3 separate regions of the Homo sapiens genome follow, and regions 1 and 2 are each linked to region 3. A link is a contact called in ENCODE Hi-C or POLR2A ChIA-PET data. All regions are on one chromosome and are shown on one strand. The core of a region is the stretch at or near the end of the contact, and the rest is flanking DNA. Distances in the headings are between cores, read along the strand shown. Region 1 overlaps PHAX (phosphorylated adaptor for RNA export). Region 2 has its middle 18 kb from the start of SPMIP10. Region 3 overlaps LOC124901056 (a long non-coding RNA gene).

Region 1 (3,104 bases), core at 302-2,801, 260 kb before region 3:
AGAGAAATAGGCCACTCAGCTCAAATGACCTAACAAATGACTGGATTTTCTGTTTTAATCTGCCACCTGGCTAAGTCAGTGAATATTCTTTTTTTTTTTTTTTTTTGAGATGGAGTTTCACTCTTTCGCTCAGGCTGGAGTGAAATGGCGCGATCTCGGCTCACTGCAGCCTCTGCCCTCCGGGGTTCAAGCGTTTCTCCTGCCTCAGCCTCCTGAGTAGCTGGGATTATAGGCACTCCCCACCACGCCTGGCGAATTTTTGTATTTTTAGTAGAAACGGGGTTTCGCCATGTTGGCCAGCCTGGTCTCAAACTCCTGACCTCAGGCGATCTGCCCGCCTCAGCCTCACAAAGTGCTAGGATTACAGGTGTGAGCCACCGCACCCACCATGAATATTCTATTAGATGTTAAAACACATCATAAACTCTAAATAATTAAAACAGTATGGTTCCAAAATAAAACTAGAATGATCAGTGAAGCAAAATAGAAAACCTAGAAAAAAAAGCCAAATATATATGGGTATTTAGTCTATGATACAGATACTATCTTAAATTGGAGAAGATAAATGTATTATTCAAGAATTGGCATTTGAGGCTGGGCGCAGTTGCTCACGCCTGTAATCCCAGCACTTTGGACGCCGAGGCGGGTGGATCACCTGAGGTCAGGAATTCAAGACTAGCCTGGTCAACAACATGGTGAAACCCTGTCTCTATCAAAAACACAAAAATTAGCTGGGCATGGTAGCACATATCTGTAATCCCAGCTACTTGGGAGGCTAAGGCAGGAGAATCACTTGAACCCAGGAGGTGGAGGTTGCAGTGAACCGAGACTGTGCCATTGCACTCTAGCCTGGACGACAAGAGCAAACCTCCATTTCATTTTTTTTTTTTTGAGACAAAGTCTCATGCAAACCTCTATTTCAAAAAAAAAAAAAAAAAAGTTGGTGGTTGAGCTACTGGGTAGCCACCATGGAAAATATTATGTTGGATTCACACCTCATGTCTTATACCAAGATATATTCCAAAGGGATCAAATATTTAAATGTATATATATAATAAATCAGATATATATACACACATACAGTGGCTTCTCAATAGTCATGGTAGTTACGTTTTATAAAGTTGCTGCAAACATTGAATTAGCAAATATTGAAACATTCCTTCTGAAAAATACAGGGTTAGGTTCCTGAAAGCCTCTGATAGACAACACTTTTGTCAACAGATCAGTATATAACCTTGTATGTATCTTGGTTTAAAGACACCTTATTGAAAACATATTGTTGATTCATTAACATTGAATTAGTGGCCAACAGCCTATAACTCATGCCTAAACGATGCTTATCTAACCATATTTTCTCTCTAACGCATGTCACAGTCTTCTTGCACTTAGAAACACTAGTTGGCACTACAGCACTACCCTTGGAGGGGCCATTTTAAACAGCAAAATCCCCAGAGGGGCGCAAAAAAAAAAAAAAAAAAGCACAGAATGTGAAAAAGATGGCACTAAAATAGACCTTGAAAAGAACACCTGTTTATAGTATGGAAGCTGAAACAAAGCAATGTTGCCCTGTTTGACCTCAGCTAAGCATGTGCATGTCGGACAACTCAAATTTTTTTAGACACTGCACATCTGTGAATGACTGTGAAACCACCACTAGTATTGATTTGAGGTTATGAATAACTTTTACCAGGTAGGCAAATTTGAAAATATAAAATCTACAAATAATGAGGATCGACTGAGCATGTATGTCATATACACATAGTCATATAAATTATGATATAACTATTCACTGGAATGCTAGCAACTGCAAAAAAGAATGAGGGGGCTCTCTACATACTTGATAAGGTTTCTAAGAGAAATTAAGTTAAAAAAAAAAAGCAAGGTATAGAATAGTATGCATAGTATATGACCATTTGTGTAAAAACAAGTGTGTTAGGGCCGGGTACGGTGGCTCACGCCTGTAATCCCAGCACTTTGGGAGGCCAAAGTGGGCAGATCATGAGGTCAGGAGTTTGAGACCAGCCTAACATGGTGAAACCTTGTTTCTATTAAAAATATAAAAATTAGCTGGGCGTGGTGGTGTGTGCCTGTAATCCCAGCTACTTCGGAGGCTGAGGCAGGAGAATCGCTTGAACCCGGGAGGCAGAGGTTGCAGTAAGCCGAGATCGCACCACTGCACTCTAGCCTGGGTGACAGAGCGAGACTCCATCTCAAAAAAAATAATGGGTGTTGGAGAGGAGTCTGGGTGGCTCAAGGATAGGTGTGGTCCGGGTAGCCTCTCACTACACACTCTTTTACTGATTTTTTATTGTGATAATAAAGACATGACAAAAAAATTTTGTCATCTTCACAATTTTTAAGTGTACAGTTCAGTAGTAAAGTATATTTACACGGTTATAAAACAGATCTCCAAAACTGTTTCATCTTGCAAATCTGAAACTCTGTACACATAAATTTCCCTTAGCCTCCTCCCTTTAGCCCTTGATACTCTTTCTTGTTTTACCATGTGAACTGGTTGCCTATTCAAATAACTGAATTTTTAAAAATAAGGAAATAGGTACATATACACACTTGTGGCCGGGTGCGGTGACTCACGGGTTGGGTGTTGGGTATTATACCCAACACTTTGGGAGGCCGAGACGGGTGGATCACTTGAGGTCAGGAGTTTGAGACCAGCCTGGCCAACATGGTGAAACCCTGTTTCTAATAAAAATACAAAATTAGCTGGACATGGTGGGATATGCCTGTAATCCCAGTTACTCAGAAGGCTGAGGGCAGGAGAATTGTTTGAATCTGGGAGGCAGAGGTTGCAGTGAGCTGAGATGGCAACACTGTACTCCACCCTGGGTGACAGAGCAAGACTGTCTCAAATATATGTTAATTGCAGAAAAAGTAGCAAAAACATGCGGTTAAAAGAAAAAATAGGCGGGGTACAATGGCTCACACCTGTAATCCTAGAGGCAGATGGATTGCTTGAGTGCCCAGGAGTTTGAGACCAGCCTGGGCAACATGGTGAAACCCTGTCTCTACAAAAAATACAAAAATTAGCTGGGCATTGTGGCTTAAGCCTATAGTCCCAGCTACTTGGGAGACTGAAGTGGAAG
Region 2 (2,936 bases), core at 400-2,899, 290 kb before region 3:
TCAGAGAAGTAAAGCAAGACAAAGGTTTTTTTGTTTTGTTTTGTTTTTAATGAAGAGGATTGCATAACTGTTTTGAAATAATTATTCTTGGCTACAGAGATCAATAACAAGGGTGACATCAGTCTGAAATTGGACAAGGAGTTACTAGGCAGATGTCCTTGCAGAAGTTTTTTTTTGTGTAAGTTTGCAATGGAGGTTGGTTTTTGCAGAGCCTTTTGTGATAGTTTTTGTTATCAGGCATATAAACATGAAAATCCTCTCTTCACAGCCATCCCTGGCTCTATTTATCAGGGTTTTATTTTTAACATTAGGTACTCCATTTTTCTTCCTGATAACTTTCACAGCACGATTAGATGCAAATGATATATTCAGATGTTTTCGTGGGGCCAGAACAAAGCACTGTGCATTGTTCAGTTCAACTCTTGTGTTCACCTTCTTTTTTTTCCCATTTAATTCTGGAAATGTACAAAAATTTTACTCTAATGAGCTCCTGGAGTGCAAGGTATCTGTTCATAGAGGGTGTAGCCCCTTTAGGATGCCCTGCAACATTCCCATTCCTCATTCCTAGGAAATCTGGTCTCAGTAATTACCTTGGATTTTGAATTCTAGTTGAGTGGTATAAACATAAGAAATACCTCAAAATTTTACTCGAAGACCTTGCTGGAAATTATTCTATTACCAGCTAAATTTACCTTTAGCCCTTTCAGTGGAAGGGAAAATAATGGAAATATTCTTTTTTTTTTGAGACAGAATTTTCCTCATTGCCCAGGTTAGAGTGCAATGGTGCAATCTCTGCTCACTGCAACCTCCACCTCCCGGGTTCAATCAATTCTCCTGCCTCAGCCTCCCGAGTAGCTGCGATTACAGATGTGTGTCACCATGCCTGGCTAATTTTGTATTTTTAGTAGACAGGGTTTCTCTATGTTGGTCAGGCTGTTCTCAAACTCCTGACCTCAGGTGATCCGTCCTCCTCAGCCTCCTAAAGTGCTGGGATTACTGGTGTGAGCCACCGTGCCTGGCCCTGGAAAGATTCTTAATAGACACAGAGTGCCGATACTGCTTCCTCTTAAAGAGAAGTGGCTTAATTGGCTCTGGTCTATTTTAGTGGTAAGGTAGTATTAGGGGATTATAAGAAGTAAAAATCTACTTATCCTAAATAGCTTTTAGAAATTCAGGACTACCAGCTTTTTGTTCCTTAAATGTATAAAATAACTCCTCTGTGAGGTACTCCCAGTTATTTCTCAAGTCTTGGACTGAATTGGGTTACAGAATGGCACAGTTATGTAAATTATAGCTCACTGTTTATCTCTTCTCATATACCTTTACTTAGGTTTCAGTACGTGCCAAATAAGAAGAGAGAATTAGTCTAGTATTTCTTCTAATTCTTTGGTCCGTACTTATGTTTTCTATGTTATGCGAGTCTGTGTGAAGAGAGTCCACCAACAGGCTTTGTGTGAGCAACAAGTCTGTTTATTTCACTTGGGTGTAAGTGGGCAGAGTCCGAAAAGAGAGTCAGTGTAAATATTGACACACAGTCCTTTTGCAAGGGTGAGGGCTCGAGTTAAGGCAATGAGTTTGGCTTGCTGAGAGGTAGTGGAGTGGGGCAGAGCGGTAGCCTCAACGATAGATGTGGAAGATACTATAGCATAGCCTGCCTTTGCTGGTGTGTGGCAATTAGGCCTGGTGGAATTGCCATCAATAAACCAAGTGTGATCAGGGTGAGGAACAGGAAAGAAGGAAATATGGGGAAATGGGGTGAATGCCAGGTGGATCAGAGAGATACAGTCATGGGGGTCAGGTGTGGTATCCGGAATAATGTGGGAGGCTGGATAGAAGTCCGGGCCAGGAACATGGTAATTGTGGGAGACTCAACAAAGAGTGAGTACAGCTGAAGAAGTGGGGTGGTGGCGCAGAAAGTATATGCATCAGGTGTGAGGAAGAAAATAGATTTTGAAAGTTATGAGAACTGTAGAGAGTGAGTTGAGCATAGTTTGTGATTTTGAGGGCCTCTAAAAGTATTAGAGCAGTAGCAGCTGCCGCATGCAGACATGAGGGCCGGCCTAAAACAGAAAGGTCAAGTTGTTTGGACTAAAAGGCTACAGGGGGCAGTCCCGGTGCTTCTGTAAGAATTCTGACCACATACTCTAGAGAACATGACTCTCTAGATGAACTTGAACTTGAATACAGGGCTTCTCTTCTCCCATTTCTAGTCAGAGGGCTATCCTCCCAGGAGGGGCAAGATGTCAGTATTTCTCATCCTTCCCCCTACCTGTTTCTCAGGCTAAGCACCAGGCAAGTGTGACCAAGAGGTGGGGACTGTCTTCTACCCTGCTTCAACCCATGGGATAGAAGCTCTCTACATTGCGCACATAGCCACCAAGAATATTGAGGCCCCAATTACACTTGCCCAGGTTGTAAGGTGGTGGTTCCATGCTGGGAGAAGCAAGATAAGAAGACCCAATTACACTGTCCTTCCATTCCAGTGAATGCTCAACTCCTGGAATAGGTGTGTCATGTGGAGAGATTTGTGCCTTTTTTTTTTTTCTTGGGATGGAGTTTCGCTGTTGTTTTCAGGATGGAGTGCAACTCCCAGGTTCAAGTGATTCTCCTGTCTCAGCCTCCTGAGTAGCTGGGAGTACAGGCTTGCACCACTAAGTTTGTATTTGCCCGGCTAAATTTGTATTTTTAGTAGAGATGGGGTTTCTCCATGTTGGTCAGGCTGGTCTCGACCTCCCGACCTCAGGTGATCCACCCGACTTGGCCTCCCAAAGTGCTGGGATTACAGGCATGAGCCACCATGCCTGGCCTATGTGCCTTTTTAAAAATCATCCCAAACTCCACAGCCATGGCTTGGAGATTTTGCCTGAGGGGAGAAGCAGGCCATAACACACCTAGCTCCTACTTTCTTCCCAGGGGACATGACTTTTTTGCAAAAG
Region 3 (2,871 bases), core at 24-2,523:
TTAAAATCTCCTAATTTTCTATTTCACTAAATTGCAACCTCTGGCCCTGCTCAGGTCTTTGCCCATATCTCCAGCCTCATTTAGCTCATGCTTCCTTTCATTGGTTTTTTTCCTAATCTGCAATATACCACACTTGTTTCTACCCCTGGATCTTTGCACCTGCTCCGCCCACTGACTATATAGCTTCCTTTCTGGCTCTTCTTGTCATCATTCAATTTCAACTCAAATGTCACCTTCTCAGGGAGCCTCCCCTGACTACAATGTCAAAAATAATCCTGGCTTGTGCAGAAACTATTACACCTCTCTGCTTTATGAAGTAAAAGAGTTGTCACTCTATCATTATCTTGCTATTTTTTTCCTCTGTACATTTCTCACAGCTAGAATGCAAATTCATGAAAGCTTATATTTTTTTGCTTTGTTCAACCCTGTGTCCCTACACCAATGTGTATCACAGTGCCTGGTACATATTGTTGCTCAATAGATATTTGTAGGACTGCTATGGTTTGAATGTGTTCCCTCCAAAATTCAAAGGTTGCCAGTGTGATAACAGGTGAGGCCTTTAAGAGATGATTAGGCCATGAGGGCTTCTCCCTTGTTAGTGGGATTAAGGTCCTTATAAAAGAGGCTTCGTGAACTGTTTAGTTAGTTTGCCCCTGTTCCTCCTTCCGTGTGAGGGTGTGGCCAAAAAACCCACATCAGAAGCCAGTGCCCCGATCTTTCCCAGCCTCGAGAATGGTAAGAAAATACATTTTTTTTTTTTTTTTTTTTTCATGAATTACCCAGTCTCAGGTACTTTGTTATAGCAGCACAAAGAGACTAAGACAAGGATTAATAAAATGTTATTTGTCTTGCTCGGCTTTCTAGCCATTTCTATTCGATACACATTTAAAAATAAACATTCATGAGGATAAACACAATGCCTTGGAGCAGATTCCAAACACATAAACTCATCAGAAAAACTGAAATGAGATTATCATCTGCACAGGATTTTTTAATTGCAAAAATCCTGAGGATAAAGAAAGGATAAAACAGTTTAAGAAATTGTCAAATGCTTTTCCATTGAGGCAGTGGTAGCTTAAGAGTAATCTGATATTTAATAATATGACTTATTATTTAACTGATATAACATACCAAATAGTTGTGGTACATTCTTGAAGTCATTGTTTCCGGGAAAGGACAGGGATCAAAACCACAAACGGCTAAATATGGCTTTTAGGAACTGGTCAGACCATTCTTTCTTATCCAATCACTCATTGCCAATGAGGCCACCTCTTACAGTGGATTTTCCTCTTCTAAATATCTGCACTGAGAAAGTAAAAGGCTAAGGGAAGAGTACTCACACAACTTCCTCTCAATATCCCTTCAGAACGAGCCTGTCTGTTATAACCAAAATCCAAGGAGAAGCTGCTAGACTGATACTGAACAAAATATCTATTTTGGTGTGATGTAACCCTTTCCTACAAGTTGGGGAGAGGTCGAAGAGAAAGTGGATAAGAAGGAAAATGAACACACTGTATACTCAAAGGAAAATAGACATTGTACCACAAAGTTCCATCTTTGAATTCTTGGCACCATCTAGTGGATAATGAGTCCTAATTTAGAGACCAGTTATTTTCTTAAATGGTGGTTCTCAAACTTTCTTAGTATGCCTCACAATTGCACAGAACTTGTACAAATACCCCACACCTATACATTCTGATTTTATAGGTTTGGTGTGAGACTTGGGCATCAGAGTTTTTTTTAACAAGCTTCCCAGGTGATTCTGTTTTAATTGATTGTGAAATTCAACTATCTCTTTGGAAGTTAGCTTTTTGTTTGTATGATATTCCCTCTTTCTTTTCCCCTTGTAAAAATATTTATATGTATATTTTACATTGTAAAATCAAAGTGAACTGTGAGCAACACTATTCTGAAGTTTCTCTAAGAATTAAGTGACATATTCAAGTAAAAATAGGTGAGTGTGAACTTGGGGGTGTAGTGGGATAGCCCCAAACACATGTTGCAAATCAGTGCTCAAGTCAACCAATATCCAACTAAATATGACAAACGTCATTTGTAATCTGCCTATTTCAGGTATCATCTTCCAATTGCTCATTATCTGCTATCCACTGATTTTAACAACTTAAACTTTTTAACTTCTCATTTTGAACTCTTACAAGAGCTACTTCATCATTTCATCCAGATCGAACTATAATGCAATTAATCAAAATTAGAAAACTAACACTGACACAATACTACTTCATACACAGGCCTTATTCAAAATTTTCAGCTGTCTTTCTAGGCTGCAGTCCAACCCAGGGGCCATGTTGTATTTTATAAGCATGTTTCCTTAGTCTCTCCAATCAAACAGTTCCTTGGTCTTTTTTTTTTTCCCCCGTCAATAAATTTGAGGAGTACGGGACAGTTTTGTTTGTTTGTTTGTTTGTTTTAAGAATATTCCTCAGTTTGGGTTTTCTGATGCTTCTTTCTGATTAAATTCAGGTTTTGTATCTTTGGTAAGATCGCCACAATGATAATCTTTGTGTTGTTCTCAGTGCATCAGATCAAGAAGCACACGATGTCAATTTCTTATTGATTTAAGTTTTGATCACTTGGGGTTATAGAGGCTCCTTGGGTTGTTCTCTTACAAAATAATCCTATATCAGGTGGTTCTAGAGGAGATGTTTCTGATTGTCTTGTAAGTTTTTCCTGGGAAGACACAGTCCACGGATAAATTTAACTGAGATAACATTGTTTGAAAAGATGATTTATGGAGGTTCAGGGTTTGCATAAACAGCTTAGGAGGTCCAGGATATCTGTGCACTTCCTAGGAGACCTTTTACATCAGACTTTCTGTGGCTTCCTAAGGAAATGGATATTGATGTTATGACC

Evidence for each region. Hi-C counts contacts between places; a loop is a spot of excess contacts on that map. ChIA-PET counts read pairs that join two places held with the same protein, here RNA polymerase II (POLR2A). Pooled maps may share reads with other maps.
Region 1: a loop to region 3 is called in a pooled map, with 5 times the contacts of the local background. The contact joins two enhancer-like sites. A Hi-C loop is called at or near these places in 14 of 168 maps with a recorded cell type or tissue (CD4-positive, alpha-beta T cell, CD4-positive, alpha-beta memory T cell, CD8-positive, alpha-beta T cell and 9 more), 36 of 37 single-sample maps with no recorded cell type and 23 of 50 pooled maps. POLR2A ChIA-PET finds 5 or more read pairs at or near these places in 6 of 52 experiments (OCI-LY7, PC-3, PC-9 and 3 more).
Region 2: a map of OCI-LY7 shows a loop between it and region 3 (3-fold over the local background). The contact joins two enhancer-like sites. A Hi-C loop is called at or near these places in 3 of 168 maps with a recorded cell type or tissue (HCT116, K562 and OCI-LY7), 2 of 37 single-sample maps with no recorded cell type and 8 of 50 pooled maps. POLR2A ChIA-PET finds 5 or more read pairs at or near these places in 3 of 52 experiments (GM12878, OCI-LY7 and activated CD4-positive, alpha-beta T cell).

The regions. Positions count from the first base shown.
Region 1 is chr5:126,613,883-126,616,986 of GRCh38, reverse strand. The region is part of intron 3 of PHAX (phosphorylated adaptor for RNA export); the gene reads right to left. Among named protein-coding and RNA genes, the nearest start is that of PHAX, 14 kb to the right of the region's middle. Within about 2 kb of position 1,551, at least 2 of the 41 ENCODE cell types and tissues checked have a DNase peak (open chromatin) inside an H3K27ac peak, as active enhancers do.
Region 2 is chr5:126,647,829-126,650,764 of GRCh38, reverse strand. No RefSeq gene overlaps it. Among named protein-coding and RNA genes, the nearest start is that of SPMIP10, 18 kb to the right of the region's middle. Within about 2 kb of position 1,649, at least 2 of the 41 ENCODE cell types and tissues checked have a DNase peak (open chromatin) inside an H3K27ac peak, as active enhancers do.
Region 3 is chr5:126,352,798-126,355,668 of GRCh38, reverse strand. The region is part of intron 1 of LOC124901056 (a long non-coding RNA gene); the gene reads left to right. Among named protein-coding and RNA genes, the nearest start is that of GRAMD2B, 69 kb to the left of the region's middle. Within about 2 kb of position 1,273, at least 9 of the 41 ENCODE cell types and tissues checked have a DNase peak (open chromatin) inside an H3K27ac peak, as active enhancers do.